Regions from separate parts of the Homo sapiens genome. Here region 2 is linked to region 1. A link is a loop called in an ENCODE intact Hi-C map of the cell type or tissue named here. Cell type or tissue: MCF 10A. All regions are shown on one strand. Links, peaks and the distances in the headings refer to the core of each region. The heading gives the core; the rest is flanking DNA. Region 1 overlaps CMSS1 (cms1 ribosomal small subunit homolog). Region 2 overlaps CMSS1 (cms1 ribosomal small subunit homolog).

Evidence for each region. A loop is a pair of places that touch in the nucleus more often than their neighbours do. Peaks named below come from ENCODE experiments on the same cell type or tissue, not always from the same donor. Only the 100,000 strongest peaks of a DNase experiment are listed, where the experiment ranks them.
Region 2: it touches region 1 in a loop (2.8-fold over the local background); 15 of 110 quality-filtered maps call a loop at or near these places.

The regions. Positions count from the first base shown.
Region 1 is chr3:99,998,968-100,009,377 of GRCh38, forward strand. All of the region lies in intron 1 of CMSS1 (cms1 ribosomal small subunit homolog), which reads left to right. The region is part of intron 1 of FILIP1L (filamin A interacting protein 1 like); the gene reads right to left. The region is part of intron 1 of LOC105374010 (a long non-coding RNA gene); the gene reads left to right. Among named protein-coding and RNA genes, the nearest start is that of MIR3921, 40 kb to the left of the region's middle. In MCF 10A, for the core only: no CTCF peak of the experiment used is centred there; DNase peaks (open chromatin) are centred at 2,744 and 4,064.
Region 2 is chr3:99,925,634-99,936,043 of GRCh38, forward strand. The region is part of intron 1 of CMSS1 (cms1 ribosomal small subunit homolog); the gene reads left to right. FILIP1L (filamin A interacting protein 1 like) reads right to left here. Exons shown (of 6, transcript NM_001387850.1): 2 at 5,136-5,397; 3 at 4,223-4,396. The coding sequence starts at 5,387. The region is part of intron 1 of LOC105374010 (a long non-coding RNA gene); the gene reads left to right. It also overlaps the pseudogene TMEM258P2. Among named protein-coding and RNA genes, the nearest start is that of MIR3921, 34 kb to the right of the region's middle. In MCF 10A, for the core only: no CTCF peak of the experiment used is centred there; a DNase peak (open chromatin) is centred at 4,228.

The sequences.
Region 1 (10,410 bases), core at 939-8,938:
ACCTCCACCACAAGATTTTTGGTTTATTCTTTAATACTTAGCTTTGACGTTGCTACTCTGTGAAGCCTTCCGTGCCTCCCATAGGCACTTGTACTATGTACCTATATCCGTCATATATATCTCAGTTACTGATTCAATTTACAGTTGTTGAATGCCAGTTTTATGCCATGAATTGTATTTAGTGTTGAAGATACTGAGTAAAGCAGCCTTTATTTTTTAATGATCTCTAGGTGAGGAAGCATATTTAAGCAAATTTTAGAAAGTGTGATAAGCTCTCACTGTAGCAAGGAGGAAAAAGAGGGGCACTGTCTCATAGCACATATCACATTCTTTTGTGATCATTACTGTGTTTCTCTCCCACTGGAATGGAAGGCGTGTATATTCCCTGCATCAGAGTCATAAGTATAGAGTTGGTGTGCAATAGTAGTTGTATTTTGGATGGATGGATGGGTGGGTGAGTGGTTGGGAGGAAATTGCAACAACTGCCTAAAATTGTTTAGTAGATTATCGACAGACTTTATTTAGAGTTGGATAAGGGAGGTGCATGAATATGGGAACATATATATCCTTACACTGTATAAGCTAAATCCTTGCCTTGGGAACTTCTCCTTGTGGTTCAGTGAGTCTTGAATCTGTTAGAGAGGATCTCGGGATATAGGCTTTTCAGTCAGCGCTTTGCTAAACACATCAAAGAAGTCTGTCACTTGATGGTTCATTGCTTTATGATTTGCCAGAAGTTCAGGCAAAAGGTCCCAATTAAAAGCCCTGGGTTGTTTCTCATGGTCTCTTGCTCAATGGCAAGGGGAGATTCCTCAAGGCTTCATCACATCACCAAACAGTGCATCCAGTTAATCTGCTAGATTTAAAAAAACAAAACAAAACAAAACATGCCATGCTAAAATTTAATAGTTCAGTTTCACACATAGTCCAATTCCCTCCATATTGGACTATGGGCCTCTGTTTGTGTTGACATAAAGGTATCTCTAGACTCTAGAACAGTGATTCTCAGCCCTGGCTTAAAAACAAAAAGAAAAGAAATACCAGACTCCACCTCCAGAGTCTTATTTGCCTGTAATGGGGCCCAGGCATCTCTATTTTTTGAAAGCGCCCAAGTTGATTCTAATATATAATCAGGACTGGAAACACTGGCCTAGAGTCAAGACCAGAACACTTTACAATTAGCCTGGAATTTGTTCCACAAAAATTTCTTCCTGCCTTCTTCTGATCCTTCAGGTCTCTATCTAATTATCACCTCCTCAGTAATATTGTCCGGTGACCTTGCTTTTTGTAGGAAAAAAGTCATCCAAAGGGGCCTCCTCTATCACCTTGTCCCTCAAAGTATTTACTACAACCTGAAAATAACTTGTGTATTTATTTGTTTTCTTGTTTGTTATCCATCCCTCCTACTAAATGAGGAATATCATATATTTATTGGCAGCTGCTGTTGTGTGAATGTCGTCAGCTGTAGATCTAGTAATATGTGTGACTGCTGCTAGGCCAAATCAAGGAAGGGGAGAAGGAGCTGGAAGAAAGGGTAAAAACGGGTGAAAATTTGATGGGAAGTGAAAATTCAGACAATACTCCTAAAAGTGAAAATTCTGACCAGGCGCAGTAGCTTATGGCTGTAATTCCAGCACTTTGGGAGGCCAAGGCAGGAGGATTGCTTGGGCCCAGGAGTTCAAGGCCAGAGTGAGCTATGATTGTGCTATTGCACTCCAACCTGGGCGATAGCGCAAGACTCTGTCTCTTAAAAAAATTAATAAAAATTCTAACCCCTATTCCCCAGGAGTAGCCACTGTTTACAGTTTGGTGTTTATTGTTTGAAGTGTATTGAAATGTGTACACAAATAACATACAGATTGGTTTACAAATAATGGAACACTTTAACAAATATATTACTCAGTAACTATGTTGTATATAAATGTGTAGTCAAAGCCTGTAGTTGACCTACGGCAAGACACTTGTAAGAGTAGCTCCTTGATTTAATGCCAACTATGTTTTCTATAAGATAACCTAGTTACTGGGTGATAGATTTTTTAAAACTGTTCAATTCCCTTTGAATTGTTCTATATTTCACACACACACACACTCTTCCCAAAAATATTATTGTGCCTACTTATTAATGCAGTTATTTTAGAGGTTAGCTGTCCTCCCAAAATTGGCTTAGATTTAAATAGGGTTAAGTGGTGATAAATTTAGTAGTAGTAGCCATACCCTCTCACTTTGTCTCAGTTCACCTATTTAATAGTATACTATGACCAGCAGATCAAATCAGACCCTTAATCTGTTTTTGTAAATAAAGTTTTATTGGAACATGGCTATACTCCTTCATTTACATATTATCTATCGCTGTTTCTGTGACGCAGTGTCAGAGGTGAGTAGCTGCGACAGAGATCACATAGCCCACAAAATCTGAAATATTACTATCTGGCTTTTTAGGGAAAAAGTTGGCTGACCACTTCCCTAGTTGATCAAAAAGATTATACCATCAGTAATCAATCAGAACAACCCAACTGAGCCCAGTTTATGAGAATGTATTGGTGGTTCTGGGATTTTACATCTTTAAAACTCTATCTGATTGCTTTTCGTAGGAAGAAAGTCAGCCAGAACATTGTTAAATGACAGGGTGGGGAGGGAGTGGGAGACATGTTCCATCTAGTTGGGTCTTGTCTTCCTGTCAGGCAGGTCACATCTTCTCCCTTTCTCTTCTTTCCTCTCCCAAAAGAAACAGTACACATTGCAGATGTGGCCAAGGTTTTCAAAATACCTGTAGGTTGGATCCTTTGAATTTAAACCAGTCTGCCAAGTCTTTGCTGCCAAGCCTCATAAATCATTTGGCTGAATAATTAAAGGGATGGGTGTCTTGTTGAATGCTGCACCAGGTGTGGTGGGGCAACTTACCCTCCCCTAAGCTGCTCAGCATAGAAGGTCGGGGACCCAACACGGTGTCGCCTATGAGGGAAGCACAATGAGACATCTGGTTTTCATCTCCAGTGGGCTTGTCCATATCCCCCCCAATTCTGAAGCTTTGTTGGAAATGCCCCTCTCTGGAGATTCCATCACAAATCTGCTGGTGATGCGTGTGTGACTGTTTGCAGCTCTGGAAAAGCGCGGTGCCACTGCAAGTGGAAAACATGCCCAAAGCTCACTGGGACTGACCACCTCCTGTACAGACCTGTGTCTCTAATGAATTCTTCTTTATTTGGAGCTGATGGTGTTGTACTTAAAAGCTGCTGGGTAAATCACGCACAGACTGATCATGATTTTGGTTTAGAGTTAGGTTAGAGCATCTCTTTTAAGTTATGAATTATTATGAATTTTTTGTACCTTCAAAACTTCTTGTTGTTCAAAACATTCTCCATACAGAAGATAGGTCTTAATACATTATATCCCCTGATACACATTTGCTTTCAAGCTTCTGTGGCTTAGACTGGAGTATCTCTATAATCTCAGGAGTGAATATTCACATTTTCTAGAACCACCAGTTTCTGCCTGCCACTGCTTACTTGCTTTTACAAGATTTGCACACAGGTACACACTCTTCTAGTAATTCCGAGTAGGATGGAAGTAGCCTAAAATTTGAGTGACCTAGATAGCTGATAAAAAGTAAAGCTGATTTTATGCCTAGCTTTTAAAACCAAATGCATATCTGTCCATCATATGGGTGTGATTGACCTCAATTTTTAATGATGAAATTACATAGCTAAAAAAGACCTTGAAGCTCATCTAATTGTACATGTGGAAACGGGGCCTGTGGACCTGGAGTGACTTGTCCAAAATGATGAAGCCTAGTCCCTTAGGCCTTAGACCAGGTGGCTTGATCTCTAGTTATACATCCCACCCCTATGACTTCCCCTCTAAAGCATGATTTAAACAAAAGGAAGTACCAGAAACTTCAGTTTGGGTTCATATTGCCTTCTCTGATGAGTATGTGTATGTTCTGAAGCTCTCTCTGCTGTCTGCAAATCAGACATTCTTGCTGGGTTGCATCAGAGTCCAGGCGACAAGATTGATGAAGAAAGGGCAGAGGAGGGATGACGTAATGGATTGTGCAGCATTTACCTGCGAATTATCTCTAGCTGTGTACTGCTTGATGTCTGTGTGACTCACATACTGAGGTACTGCCATCCCTATTATTCAGCACTGTAGCCTCACACTTACCTCACCCTGTGTTTCTCTCCTTTTCCTGCCAAATCTGATTAGAAGCACTTTTGTTGTAAGCCCATGTTTATGAAGCCATAAGTGGACTTCATACCAATGACCATGTGGAGAAAATAAAAGAATGTTAGAACTGGCAAGTTACACATTGACTCAGTCAAACCAGCTTGATTTCTGTCTCAGTGTAGTGCAGTAAATACTTACATAGCACCTGCCATATGCCCAGCACTGTCAGGGTTTTCTTCCCTTACGTGGTTGTTTTGTCTTCTTAGCTTCAGTTTAACCAATGCACCTAGAATAAACCTGTAGCAAGTGCCTACCATGTGCAAGTGACTATGATAGATGCGTTCACATGCATTTTTTCTTTTGAATCTCAAAACAACCCTGTGAAGTATCCATTTTGTAGATGGCCCAGGTGACTTAGCTAATGTGTGTCAGAATTGGAATTAGAATCTCAGTCCCTTGACACTAAGTACAGTGTTTTTTCCAGTGCATCACAAGTATATTTGATTTGTGTACTCGAGAAGTTTTTGCAAGAAAACTCTCCAGTTTTCTTAAGGTCATCTTCATACTTGATCTATGATCTTCATACTTGATCTAGTGTCTGCCTCTGTTGTTTGTTTACCCTTGAGATGCTAAAAGTCAAGAGCATAGACATATGTATATTTATTGAGCAATAACCATTAAGTTCTATGTTGAAGTTGTATCATACAAACACTAACTTTGCATGAGTTCAACTACACCTGCTCAGCAAATGAATATAAAGAGAGAAGGCATAAAAATTTACATTGTGCAAACAAGTCTTCTCAGGTTGTATTCAATGAGTCTATGCCTGGGAATGAACCTGAAATGGACGGTGTATATTGATTTTTCTGTACATGTCTGTTCCCACCTGCCTCTCTCAGGGTAAGCATCTTGCCTTACTCAGATGGTTACCAAAACTGGAGGCAAAATCCACCTTGATTCGGCCTACTGAGAGACAGTATTGGCTTCCTGCATGATGCCTTCCTAGGGGATTTGCAAGGTAATTTTGACATAAATTGAGGGTTTTTTCCCCCTTACATATTCTCCAAGAAACCTAAACTCCAAGTAAAATGCAGCTTCCGTAGGATGATAGTGGGTTGCATATAATCAAGGAGGGGATTTTTCTTTAGAGTGAACTGAAACTGTCTTGGGCTCAAGAACATTGTGTATAATGGTAGCTGAACATATCTTCTATTCTCTGTGTATTGTGACAGGTTGGAAGGATTAATACTGAGAAGATCAAATATTCTTTGTGTTCATAAGAGAACTGTGTTACCACTGAAACCAAGGGAGGAGAACCAACAGAAGGAAAAATCCAATGAGGTCACCCATCAGAGTGGTGGAGAAAAAGGATTAAGAAAATCCCATTAAATTTAGTTGCAGGTGACGTTTGAAAGAATAGTTGTAGTCAATTATAAGGTCAAAACCAAGATACAAGGAATTAAGAAACATCATCATCATCAGGACAGAGTAGCCAACAGGATGTCATGAAACCAAAAGAGGACGGCTTCATGAAGAGAGAGCACCATAGGTGGGGGTTGAGGAATGAGAACTGGGACTAGGTAGTGATAATACCTAAAAGGTAGGATTGGTGGGTTTAAAAGTGGAAGCACGTAATGTCATCAAAATGAATTCTGGCTTCTGAGCTAGTCTGAGATTCTTAATGTTTGAGTTTCCCCCTATGGGGCAGGTGGGGAAAATCTGGCCACTGAGAGATTAGAGGCAGGAGAATTATTGGTGTCTGTTGGCAAGCAGATTCTCATAGCCTCATACCCATTAGATATTGGATTTCACTTTCATTACTTTTCTAAGTAGTTAGGTTCTAATTTGCTTGCAATTTGAGAAATCAAGGCTGGCTCTACAAGGCTGTCATCATGCTGGGAAAAGGGGTGCCAGAATGCAGCAGGACGTAACCAGAAAGCCAGTAAAGGTTCAACTCTTATGAATAGGAAAGCCAGCTAATTCATTCATAATACCAAACCTTATCTTACTCAAGGAAGTGGAGTTACAACCAGGAAACCTCCCTTTCTTTCCTGTATTTGTATAGCACCTTGTATTGTTAAAAATGAAAGGTTGTTGGTGATAATTTTCTTTTTCTCAGATTGCTCACTTTGTGTTTTTGGCTCAATATTCAGTGTGACTGCTTGACTACTGTCACTCAAACAGGCTGTCTTGAAAAAGGTGAAGCTGGGAGGTTAGGGGGTTCAGATTAGGATGGGATCTCAGAGTGGGGTCCCTCTACCCCCACTGTATAGGAATCTCCTTGGGTGCTTATTAAAAATGTAGATTCCAGGGTTCCACCCAAGACCTACTAAATATGAATCTATATTTATAGCATCCCTGAGAATTCTTATGAAGTCTAGATTTTAAGAACCCTGGTTTAGGAAATGTGAGTGTAGTGTAATAAACCAAATTTTACAAGAATAACCTTTTAACAAATTGAATTCCAATGATTCTAAAGTTAAATTGTATTTATAAAATATAGCCAGAAATATTTGTTTTAATGGAAATTTATAAGCCTCTTTGAAACTCTTAGAGAAATCTAAATACAAGGCACACAGAAAATGTTAGCAGTCATAATAAACACACTTGGTTATGAGGAAGAGTGTTGTGAATTCAGAAAGTTTGTGTGTTTTGTGGAATTTCTATTATTGCCCAAGAGAGGAAAGAACTGAAAGGAGAGAACTTGGAAGAAGCTTTCTTTGGCTTCCAAGATCCTAATCCTCCAAAATGCAGCTGCTTGCTACCCACCATCTCTTTGCCACAGACCAGCTGTGTCCCCATTCATTCCCACCTCCGCTATTGCTTTTTCAATCCACACATGCCAGAACCAGAATGGAGAATGGTAGAGAAGGGAAAGGTAGTTTGATAGGAAGTGGGATAGAAGTTTTATAGAAAAGAGGTTTCTGGAAAGCCCTAAAGCATTAGACCAGAAAGCCCTTAGCCGTAGACCTCTGGGTAAAATTTGTTGCAGTTATAAAACTCTGTGGGATGCAGGTAGGTATACTGGTGGTTTCTGGGGGCTGGGGCAGTAAGACAGGCTGACCCCATTAAGATAACCTCAGAAACTAACCCAAACTGTTTTCCCCAGCCCTCAACTGATCTTTGGCTCTTATTTAAATTTTGTTTTTGTTGTCTTTGAATTGTTTCCTTTGTACAAGTCATTTCCCTAAATAATCTCCAGATTTCTTCATGAGTGGAATAGTTAGGTACTTCCTTTGAATACCTTTGCCAACAGCCTTTTTTCCTCCTTCCCCATAATTATCATAACTATTACCCACAAATGGATAAATTTGGTTCCTATCTTTCAGTGCTTTTCATGAGGTTATCATCTATAATTTTCTGCCCCAAAGTCTCCTTTTAAAAAAAGTATTTTTTCTATATAGTCATGAAGGCTATCATTCAAATCCCAGAAGTTGTAGTTTTACCCTTTTTGTTTAGTACTGTTAAAACTCAGCTTTGGAATGATGAGAATTCAGCTCATTTATCTTACATCTTTTCTTTCCAAAAAAAAAAAAAAATTCCAGCTTGGGTTGCACTCAGCCCTTAGCATAGTGACTCCCAGAGTTTGCTAGTTAAGTTAGGAAATTAAAAGTAAGAGCTTACTCTGTTTTGAATCAGATAAGTAAATTAATAATTGCGGCATGTCAGCCAAAGTAAACAAGCATTCTTGATGGGTAGAACTGTGCATTGTCTTAAGCTATTTGATTACTAAACCACTGCAAGCTTTTAAAATTGAACTATCTCTAATATGCATTGAGAAGGATAAAAAATAACTTGTTTTAAAAAGTGTTTTTGTTTGGTTTTGTTCTGTATATTCTTTGTCCAAAACTTGAGCATATTCATCTTTATAAATCTTTCATTACTTACTGGCTTTCTTAGTGCCTTAGCTGGTATTTTCCACATGAGGTTTACACCATCTTGTGGCCTACAGTTTTCTGACTCGCTTTTTCTTGCATCCTTGGCATTCATTAGCCTATTGGTAAATGTTTGAAATGGGAAGAAAAGGAGAAATCACCTGTCATTTTCTGCTCTTAAGGCTTTTATTGCTTTTTCTATTTTCTCTTCATGACCATGAAAGTAAATGGTTTGAGTCTCTCAGACATACTCTTTTTAGCTTTTATTTTTTGAGATGAAAATATCTTATTTCCTGAAATTTTTATTTGACTAGAAAACTAGTCCATGTAGAGGAGAGCTTTGATGATGTGTCTGCCCACAAAACAGATTTTTGCCATGGCTCGCTAATGCATTTTGTGTGAAATATCAAATTTTGGAAACCTTGCTTGTATATCTCCCACCACAGAAAAAAATGAGAAGATGAAATGAGAGAAATCAAATCATGAAAGATGCAAAAGTCTAGTCAGCAGAAACAGTAAGAGATCCGTTATGTAATGAAGAAGAGAGTCAGGGACAAAACCAACTCTCAGTTATGTGACTGAGGCACAGAGAGGCCCAGAATTGGCCCAGAAAGTGTACAGATTTTGCTCTAATTGCATTTCAAGGTCAACCTTTAAATTGCCTTAAACCAAAAAAGTGTGTCACTGATGGAAGCTACAGTATCGTGTAGGCAAAATGGGCCTTGTTGCTTTGACTGCCACTGTTACCAATTGTGATATAGTACTGATAGAAAAAATATATTAGTTATCTAGTGGTAACAGGGAATTGGCCACTGCCAGCCACTGAGGGAGTACAGACAGGTGTCTATTGGTGTCTGTTAGTGAACAGATTCTTATAGTCTCTCACCCACTGGGTAATGCATTGCATATAGTTACTAGTTTTTAAAATAGTTAACTCCTAATTTTCTTGCAAATTTGGAAACTGAGGGCTCCCTGGGAATTATAGGTTATGGTTGTTTTCCCCAGCACAACCTTGCCTGGGACCTGTACACAAAGTGTTTCCCTCCTCCAAGTTGACATAACATTTTCCACCTTCCTAATGTTTTTACTAACATAATTACAATAAATTGCTGCTGCTGTTGGAGACATTCTCTTTTCTCACATCTGGGTTTAAAGCTTTCAGTAAGGCTACTAAGCAGTGGGAAGGAAGGAGCCTTTCCATAACTTTAAGGTCATTCCTGATAAAGGTAACTACTCCACCCCTGCTTCCCAATTAGATTCCCTGCCAGCAATAGCATAGACTTGAACCAGTGCCAAATGTTTTAATACCATAAGGACTTGCTTGATAAAGGCTATGCAAGGCAAAGAAAAAAAGCAGCCAAAGTTCCCCAAACTAAAATTTTCCAAGATTTTCATATGAGTTGCAGCCAGGGTACCCTTCATATAAGTGTTACCATGTGTTTGCTGTAGTCATTGGTATCCTGCAATTCTCATTCTCCAGGACTTCTAGAGATTAGAATTTAGAGGAAGTGCTGGTGATGTCAAGATGGAAATCTACTCTAGCTGCAAAGAATATAGTCTTTGACAAAAAGAAGGACAATAGCAAAGACAGGGAACAATGGTGGGGTTAATACTATGATCTTTCCAAATAATTATTAAGTAATTATAAGTCTATTGCACAGCAACATTCAGCATTGTACTTCATTGTACCATTAATGTTTGCATATGTTTGCTAGCCTTGCTTCTCTTACTGTTATAAACTCTAGACTAGGAGGAGTATTGTCTTGCTCTGGCCCTTGTATTTTGCGTGCAGAAATAGCATAATGTCATCAATAAACAGTTGTTGGTCATCTGACTAGATGCAGCAAAGTGATTTTATTCCTGGGCATGGGTGGGATTAATTAATAATTACAAAGTGCCTACATAGTTCAGAAACTTGGAACACCTATAAATATAGGAAAGAAACTTTTTTCTGTTTGACATTGATTTTCAGATTTCATATGCAACGATAGTTTTAGCCTCAACATCCACCCAAACCTTTACCATAGTTGCTAAGAAATAATAAAAATGACTGGTTTGCAGTAGACTTAAAAGGAAAAATAAAGCTTCTTTGGCCTTTAAATATTAGAATATTCCCGAATGAGAATTCAAATTGAGTGCAAGTGACTGAACTTACTGAGGCCTGTTTCAATTTGATCACTCAAAGCTTTGCCTCCTGTTTGAAGAAATTCTTGGATTTTAACCTACGGTATTATCAAGAATATAAGATCTATCTTCAGTTCAATTTATTTTCCTGTTGTCCTGAAACAAAATGGCAGCCAATATAAATTTCCCCATAATTTCACTGAGGGAGTTAGAGTTCGCAGTAGTGGTAATAATAATGATAGCATTA
Region 2 (10,410 bases), core at 778-8,777, 73 kb before region 1:
ACCCTTAGGGGCTTATACGTGGATGCTAAGCCACAGCAGCAGGACAGGACTCCATAGCCTAGGAAGAGTGAGAGCACCAAGGACATGAGGAGCTCTTGGCAGATATCCCAAGTGCACTTGGTGGAAGTGGAGGTGACCTCATAAAGGAAGAACCAGGCAGTAAAGAACATGCCAGTGGCCAAAAGCATCACAGTCAGATGGAGTTAGACAGCCAAGCTCACTGGGCTGGTTTATCAGCTCCTGGCCTTGAGCTCCATTTTGCCCAGCACGGGGTAAGCTGCCACCAGAAAAACATGTTGGCAAGAGCTAACTCGGGATCTTTTGCTAGTGATAAATTAATATCTATTAAGAACTTGGTTTTGAAAACACCCGACTTTCTAGATTAGATACAGATGCAGTAAGTGATAATGTTGATTGATTTTTACAGTTTGCCTTTGTCATAAAAGATTTAGAATGTGTGACTCATTGTGAATTTAAAGCCAATTTAAGTTGTGTATCCTAAAAAGCATGTACTTGACTAGAAATGTACTTGACTAGAAATCTGGGCACAAAATGACCAAGTCATTTCAGAAAAAGAGTACAACTGAGGTGTCCCAGCATATAGAACCCAGTAAATTCTCTCTGACTTCTAAATGCTTAAATTCACAAAATACTTCATTATGCCATACAATTGTTGATGATTTTTAATGTAGCCAGTCCTTTTGTGAAAGCTGAAACTGCTATGTTGTATTGCCTGCTGGCAGAGGCATCTTCTGAGGAGGCTCTAGTGTTGATTGTCATGGAAGTGTGTTTCAAACCACTGCAGCCCTCTGAAAATTTTATCTTCAGTTGCCCAAACATTAGAGTCCATTGTAAGGAAAATTCAAATCAACTCCTTTTGCAATTTGAGAGTGAAATAGTGATAGGATCAGCTTTACTTTAGGGAAGTTATTAGTTGACTTAGAAAATACATTCAATTTAATTTGTCACAAGATTGACATTAGAATTAATGTATGAATAATTATAGTAGGTATTCAGTAAAGCATAAATGAATTACTAAAAGAGGCTTTTCTAAATCCAAAAACAGTATTTCCTTGGAGAGCTTGTTGTAATTGTCAAGATATGTATATTAAATTTTATACAAACCAAAGAGAGAAAATAGAAGGTTTATTTAATCCACTCTTGCTTTCCATTGTTTTTTTCCCTTTATATGTTCGTGGTTGTTTGAAGGGAATGGAAAGAAGGCTAGAAGGAATCCGTGCCCTTCATTTATTCCATGACCCCCTAAGTGGTCTCCCTTCCTCTAGCCTTACCTCCTTGCAGTCTGTCCTCATCACTGACAGCATGATTTTTCACCACTGGGACTCCACTCTCCTGTTCGGGGCCAAAAGGCCCTTCACCATCTGAACCTCCTGCCACCTTGGCCCCATCTTCACTCCATATCTTCCCACCGATCCTACCCAACTTTCAGCCACACTGGACTTCAGGCAGTTCTTACAATTCACCATGGTGCTTCAAGACTGCTTTTTTCAATGCCAAGACCTGGAAATCTTTTTTCCTCTTTCACCAAAACTTTCCCTATACATGAGCTTTTCAATACATATTAACTAACTAAATGAATAAAATTAAATTTAAAAGCTTAATTATACCATTGCTTAAGGTAAGTATTTTAAGATTTGCCCTAGGTTATGCTAATAATACTGAGACTCTTTTATTATAGTGCCTTGGTAAATCCAAAATGTTGTTATATTTTCTTTCTGTTTTTTTTTTTTTTGAGACGGAGTTTCGCTTTTGTTGTTCAGGCTGGAGTGCAATGGCGTGATCTCAGCTCATCGCGATCTCCGCCTCCTGGGTTCAAGCGATTCACCTGCCTCAGCCTCCCAAGTAGCTGGGATTACAGGCATGTGCCACCACGCCCGGCTAATTTTGTATTTTTAGTAGAAACGGGCTTTCTTCATGTTGGTCAGGCTGGTCTCGAATTCCCGACCTCAGGTGATCTGCCTGCCTCGGCCTCCCAAAGTGCTGGGATTACAGGCATGAGCCACTGCGCCCGGCCCATATTTTCTATAATATATTTTTTGGAAGAACTAAGAATACCTTAGGCTATTAATTTTTTTTTAAAATTAAGTTCTGATATAGAACCCTAGGCTGGAAAGGAATAGGAGGTCAAAACTCTTGTGGACTGAGTCCTTGCCTCTTCCCGCCCTCTTGACCACACCTCTGCTCCTAGCCCCAGCCCCAAGCATGTTCCAGCTCACAGGCTTCCACCAGTTTTTCATCTTAAGTCAGTGTTCCTGTCGTGTCATGTAACCGAGAGCTGTTTGTTCTTCTAAGTTATTTTGCCTTAAGAATTAGATAAATCACCTCTAGTTTACCCTAGACATGATTGAGATTTTTTAGGTTTTTCAAAAAGAACATTATGAAGAAAATAAAAGGGAGAAGGGGCTGTTAACACTTCAAGATGGGGGAATGCAAAAGAAGAATAACTTTAGCATTCAAGATGCTTATTCTCATGTAATTAGGATACAGTCACAGCTGGTCTCAGCAGGAGCACTGCCCTCCCTTTATTTTCTTCAGCCCTGTGTAGGAAAATCCTAGGCAGAATTCCCCTTCACTGTTTATTTTCGGGGCATTCCCCTCTCACCTAGTACTTCCTAGACCGAGGAAAAGGATAGACAACTGGGTTGTGTACGTGGAGTTATTTTGGCTTCGAGGAATTGCATAAACTGATATCTGAGGACAGAGAAATCCATAAGGGGGAAGTAGAGGAAAGAGAGGAAAATTGGCAGATCATGGAGGTGGGAATGTGAGAGGTGTATGTATATAGGGGTATCTGTTGGAGGAGTAATCAAAAAAGGCTGGACTTGTAAAGTAGGGCCAGATTATGGGTAACTTTCAGGGGCACCTTACAGAGTTAAGACTGCAAGCATTTGTAGAAGGGGGGTATTTCCAATTTTGCATGTGCACAATAGAATTATTTTGTAATTAAATTTTTTCCCACCGATTTCAACATAAGTTTGGAATCATCCTGTTCCATTTCACACTGAAGTGTTGAGAGGTTATGCCATTTGTAGAGTTTTGTTAGGGTTATGTTCAGAGATCATTAATTTGCATTTGAGCTCACAGGGGTTGGGGAATTTGTGCCTGACACTGTTTCATAGTTAATATGTTGGGAGCCAGGATACAGTTTTAACAGTATTCACTTGAATGCAGCTCTGGTTCCTTTTGTTTAAAATTTGGATTAAAGTGCAAATCAACAGACTTTGGGTGGTCTCATCCTCACCCCGTAGAGAAGCAGATACATATGACCAAACTCCTTCACTATTTGGCAAGACAGTAGTCTCTTCTCTCATGAGATACTAAAGACGAGAATAGCAAGGACATTAGAGGTCAGTCCTGAGGTAGGTTGCCAGAGTTTATTTGAGGGAAATTTGTCTGAAACTTGCTTTCACTCTCCAGCCTCAACTCATGTTCCTAGTTGTTTCTTTTCTATAAAAATGAAAAATTATGAAATTTTCCATGAAGGTCTCAGAGGAAAATTAAAGAATAAAATAAGAATTCCAAAGGGTTTCAGAAATGTCAGCAAGTAAAAGAGCAAGCAGTACTGCCTTCTCCCTAGTGGTGGCCCTGTTGGGACTGCCCACCTTTGCCGTTGTAATTGCTAGGTACGCTTGGTGAGGGAAAGGTCTTTGCTGTCATTAAACTTTGAAGGAAAAAGAAGGTATGCACTCATCTAAAATATATGTTTTTAAAAACTCTATTTCTTGGACAGTTCTTTAGATTATTTCCATTCATGTTCAAAATTTCTATGACATAATACCTCAGTGTTTTCCAAAAATTAACCTCTATGGTTGAACTTTATGTTTTTTATTACAGCCTGGGTACCCTGCAAGTTCCCAGAGTGTGTGTGTGTGTGTGTGTGTGTGTGTAAGCACATGTATGTGTGTGCATGTGTGTGTTTGTGTGTGTATGTGCCTGCACATGCACGTGAGAGTGGGGAGCATTCTCTGGCATTTGGTAGATTTTGGTTGATTCAAGCAACAAACCTAGTGGACGCATCCTGTCTATGGTTCATTCTTTTTAACTTTCCTATTGAACTTGTCGTATTTATCTGTTTTGTGTAGGCTTTAAGTGCGTTAGAAAGTAAAACTGTAAGGAATCAAAGAGGAGTTACAGATCATGCTCATCTGCAGGGCTAGTGCTTGGCTGCCTCCCAGGTACACACCCCTATTGTGGTACATACCTCATTCATTGGTTTCTCATAGATGTCCTCCTGCCAAGGGGTAGATTTCGCTTGAAAAGCATCTCTCTGGAGAGCCTCTAACACCTTTTTTGGAGTGACAAACCCATACTGAGCTTCCAGCAAAGCCAGGTCCATTTTTTCAGCCTTTAAAATGCCTATGACCTCATCTCGAGCCTGTAGGAACAAAAAGTATTTCAGAAAGCCTGCTGTCTCTACCAGCAGTCTCAGCAAGTGATTTTTGTGATAGTTGGCAGTGCTTTTTCTTCTCTTTCAAATCTAAATGAATCATATTTCATTTTCACACTTTTATAAAAGGTAACAAAACTATATCCCTTCATCCTTCTTGTAGTCTAATTACACAATTAATGTTTTAAAAAGTGATTACTATACAACATTGGAGGACTACTTTTTTTATTATGTTTGACAAGCAGATATCATGATATCCATCAATGTACTAGCATTTGGATTTTCAGGGGGTAGGAAATAAAATTCTCCTATATGTGTACCAGCTGTTTTTAGATTTTCATGTAGGTTAATAATGCCAGGGCTAGTCTAGGAGCCAGTTCACTTGGGGTACAAAAGCACCTATTGTTGTTTAAACCAATCCCGAAGTCATCTGGCATTATTGCTACTGATGCATGCATGTGCACTGAAGCTCCTGAGCAGCATGGGCAGAGGATGTGACCTTTCACGACCTGTATGCCAATCACATGTCATCATGACAGCCCCTTTAGATGGGATTAATTGCACTTTGAGTTGGCAGAGGAGAATTCTTTGTATATATACTTATGCTTTGCTTTCATGTACACACATGTATGAACCACAGATATCTATTTCTGTGGCAGCAGGAACACCAAATTCACAAGCAGCCTTCTGTTTGAAGCATGATGGGGATAACTCCAACCCAGCTGACCTGCAGTTCTCCCTCCAGAATGCTGAGGAGAAATAACAGGTCATCTCTTGAGAGGTCTTCTGCTTGGTGGCCATTACCACTGTGTGGCTTCTCTGCCTTGGGACACGGAAGTATTACATCCGACTCACTGGGGGAGTCTTTGTCTTGCTGTCTATGCTTCATGTTTTTAGGCCCTTGGAAACTGTGGCCTTTAGTATGTCTTGGAAATTTCTTTTGGGCTGAGCCCTCGGTATCACTGCCTCTGGAACGCATTCTTTAAAGCCTGGAAGGAGGGAAGAAAATTTGTAAAGCTTAATGGAAATGGAGTTTTAATAAGAGTACCTATTACTGCTTTAACAAGTCTACATTCTTGTTATATTTACCACAGCCCCAAAGTCAATCTTTTTGATGTCTACAGCAGAGAAGGATATTAGCAGATTCATAAATCACAGTCTTATTTGCACTTCTGCTTTTAAAGCAAACATTTAAAAAAAGGTGTTCTGTCTTGATTAAGGCCACTTATGTCCATGGGTAAACAGGCTGTGTTTGAACTTCATCCCCCAAGCATTCCACCTCAGGAACCCAGGTCAGACCTCCAACCATGACCCTAAGTGCTTGCTTAAGACGTACTTAACATAATTATAATATTGTAAAATGGTGACTTTGCTAATTCTTCTAACTTTCTTCAGATTTACTTTATAGTATTTCCTTTAAAATTGTTGGGAGCTTTTATGGGGTTTTTTGTTTTGTTTTTAAAATTTGTTAGCCTTTAAAAGTGCATTAGGACAGAAATGGCAGAGTTACTGCTACAGAATTACTGCATTATTTTGTTTTGAAGGCCAAGTCTAGTATTAAAGGAATGAAGGCTTGGTCCCTGGCTGTATTCCTGTATTCCTGACATTCTTCTAAAATTCTAGATCTATCCTTGGGTAAGTCAAGGGCTTATATTTAGGACCCTCATCTTCAAAGCGGAGATACTACTACCTAACGTAGTTGGCCATTCTGGAAACAATATAAAATAAATTAATGTTTAAAGGACACATTAGCTCCACATCTGATTATATAATCATCCAAATGAATTTATAATAGGAAGAAAAATTCTTCCACTGTTGAGGTTTATAACTAGGAGAGAAAATATCAGTTGAACTTATAATTGACTCTATGGCATATAAGCAGATTATTAATTTTACTCTTTGTCCCTACAAATCATGAAACTTTCATCATCGCCAGTACCTTACTTTTAGTTTGTAGTATTTCTTTAAAAATCTGAAAAACTCAAGTGTCCAGAAAAGTATAGAAACCATAACAAACTGCTATATGCTACCACACAAATTTATAAAATTTTAATAATTTACTGTATATTAGAAAACAGTTTTTAAGTACTGTATTATAGATGTATTATAATGTATGTATCTCTTCTGAAACCCCTTCTCCTCCCTTCCCACTCCAGAAGTAACCACGTAATCTTGAATTTGGTATTTATCATTCCCCTGTATGTTTCATACTTTTTAAAAACATGTACATATATATTGCTGAACAATGTATAGTATTACATTTTCAAACCTTATGTAAATACCATATTGAATGTATCTTTCTAAAACTTGCTTTTTCATCCTAGATTATATTTTTGAGATTCTTCCTTGTTCTATTTTACTGTAGTTTATGTATTTTGATTGCTGTAAGAATATTTCATTATATAGTCCATCATTTACTTGTTCATTTTACTGTTTTTGAATATTTTTTTTTCAGTATTCAAAAAAATGCTACTTCAAACATTCTTGCACATTTTTTTCCCTTGTGTTAGGTGATAAGAATTCTGTCACAAATCAGCTGTGGAACTTGATTAAGACATTGACCCATTGCCAGGCACAATGGCTCACACCTGTAATGCCAACACTTTGGGAGGCCGAGGCAGGCGGATTACCCGAGGTCAGGAGTTCAAGACCAGCCTGGCCAACATGGCGAAACCCCATCTCTGCTAAAAATACAAAAAATTAGCCAGGTGTGGTGGCACACACCTGTAATCCCAGCTACTCAGGAGGCTGAAGCCCAGGAATTGCTTCAACACAGGAGGCCGAGGTTGCATTGAGCCAAGATCGCGCCCGGCACTCCAGCCTGGGTGACAGAGTAAGACTCTGTCTCAAAACAAAAAGGACATTCACCCTCTTCAGGTCCAATGACCTGATCTGGAAGTGAGGGAGCACTTACTATGTGTGCTAAGCATTCTTCTCAGCATTTTCCATGTATTAGCTCATTCAAGTCTCACAACAACACTATGAGGTAGGGAATATTATTATCTCCATTTTACAGTGAACAAATGGAAGCACGGGAAACTTATTGAAGGTTGCACAGCTAATAAGTGGCAAAACTGGGATTTGAGTCTAGGAAACCTGGCTCAGGGACCCACACTCTTAAAAATCATGCCGTAATGTCATTATGCTGTATTGCCTAAGACAAATGCATATATACACTGGTACAAATACCTTGTCCGAAAAATGCCTATAGCCTTACTGAAGAGACTATTTACAAATACGGTATAGATGAACAATGATGTGTGACAGTAGTTGTCACTGGCTCTTCCCTAGGTAGCCAGGGAAAGGCTCATTTATTTGAGAAAAGCAAAGGCATAGAAGGGATATTTTTGTGTAGGAATGGGAGGTTGGGGATGTGTAAGAGATGAGATTGGGAAAAACCTCATTGTGTGTATATCTATTTATTTATAAAAATATTCATGTACTACCACAGTATATTATGTGCTTTATAAAAAACATTCAAAAAAGACAAAAATGAAAAATTATACATAAACAGGATTTCTAATTATCTTTCCCCACCCCTATTGTATTTTCTTGAACACCTAGGAATATCCTTACTCTGGGCTATAGAAATAATGGAAGGTTGTTACATAAATATATTTAATATAGGTAAATATTACATTCTGCTTTATTTATAGGTATGTTCACAGATTAATTATAGGGCCATCTATGTCCTTTGTCTTATATTTTTAAGACAATTTTATTCTTCATTCATGTCTCACATGGCGTATCTGACCTGGTGCTCCATACATAATGGGCATGCATTAGGGTGACTGGCTTGCTCCTTTTACTTTGTGCCCAACTGTCTCAGGTACATGTTAGTGTTTAACAAACAACCCCAAAACTTGGATGGAGGCTAAATAACAATGGCTCAGAATTCTGTGGGTTACTCCACAGCTTCAGCTTTCTTACAGCTATTCTGGGCCTGGATGGTCTAAGACGGGCTCTCACGTATTTGGCTGTTGGTTAGTTGGACTAGGAGAGCCTCAGCCGGGTCATCTCATCTCAGCTGTATGTGACTCTCAACTTACAAGAAGCTAGACCAGGCTTCCCCACATGGTGGTCTCAGGATAACATTCCAAGAACGTGAGAGTTGAAGCTCCCAACATCTCATTTGTGAAAGAATGTCACAATGTCAGCCCAGATTCAAGATTGAGGAAATAGATTACACCTCTACATGGAAGAAGATACAAGGCCACATTGCAAAGGAATGGAAGGAATTAACTGCAGCCATCTTTGAAAAAGTTCACCACACCCACAGATTCAGATTTCTGTGAAAATCTAATAAAAGTCTAGTTTAAAAGAGGAGCGAAATATATTTGGTTCTTTACTTCTTTTCATTTCCTGGAAGTACATAGGGTTTGGTTTTTGTTTTTTTCATTTTACATGATGAATTCCTATGTTTTCCTCTTGCCCACATAGTCCTGTGTGGAACAATAGTCTACTGATAAGAATCAACTTGTATCCTGCTGCTAATCAATGAGAATTTCTCTGCCCTCATCAACTTAATCTAGGATATCCCTTCCAGAATACCAAGATAATGTAAGCTTTTATTTAGCAGGGTAATTTGCTAAACATTGTTCATAAGTAGTGCCCTTTTAGCTTAAGGCAGCCCTGAGCTGCAACAGAAGACTGAATGGAGCTCTGTATACATTCTAGCTTCCTCACCTCACTCTTAAAGTGGGTTAGATGAAATCTGGTAGGAGAACATAGATCATTTGCCAGTGATGATATTCATAAGTGGTAAAAAAAGGAATGACCTGAAACATTTTTATACTGTGTTTGTTATTCTTCTAAAGAGATTAGAGTTTTACTGAGACCACCAATTCTCTTTGGAGGCTGGGGATAGTAGCATCAACATTCTCACTGATTAATGAAGTGGTGTTCACATTGGATTTGTGAACAGACCCATCATATGCAGACTTCTGGTCTACTGAGGAGCATGTGTCTCTACATGTTTACAGTGGTGGAGTTTCCTTGCCCCTCTGCCAATAACCACAAAATGATCAGTAATGAGAAATAATTAAGTATCTAGAGGAAGAAAACAAAGACATGAATTTCATGATACTCTCATGCTTTGTATTATCAGTGACTTCATTGTTTCTCTTGGCAAATTTTTAATGCATCTGTGCTTGGCCCAGGGGTGCATACTAGGGTAAAGAAAAATTTTGTAATAGCAACAGTGGTTTGGGATTTTCAGGGTACCAAAAAAAAAAAAAGGAAAGTTGCTTTTTGTGTATGCCAAATAATGATACTTTACTCTTCATGAAGTGCTGACCTAGTACCTAGTGAGTTTACAAGGGAAAAAAACCTGCTTAGTTGTCAGTTTAACACAGCCTAATGTGTTGTTATCTGTGACTGTCATAACCCTAGAACGATAACCTTCAGGAGTGTAGGCTGGGAATCAGGAAACCCAGCCTCTGATCCCAGCTCTGCCTTTAATTAGCCAGGGTCTGTGTTGTTGCTTATAAAATGAGAATACTGGGATAGGTTGTCCCATGAGATCACTCAGGCTGGAACAAGGACCAAGGATTGTTTCCTTTGACCTCTACCCTGTTCCTCACCCCCTGATGGATCCCGTGATAGCAGGGTTAGGACCTGAGACTGGATGATCTTTGAAGTCCCGGGATTTCCCGCTTTAGAATTCTGGGACTCTCTGTTGTCTTGTATCTATGGATACAAATACAGTGCAGTTGGCAGTGAGAAGTAGATCCTGCTTTGTTTTCCTATGTAGTTCCTTTAGTCAGTTTTACTTGGGCTTAAGTTAGTTGAAATCATGGTGTATCTTGGTAAGGATGTGTCCATGCAAGAGGACTAGAAGAGAGTTTGTAATTATTTACTTAATTTATTTGCAGGAAATGGCCAAATGTAAATAGAAGTCTATTCTACTCATTACCTTCCTCCAGCAGCCCCTCAGCCAATTACTTATTATAAAATTTAAATTTTAAAAATCATTCTTTATTAATGTTGTATATTAAAAATTA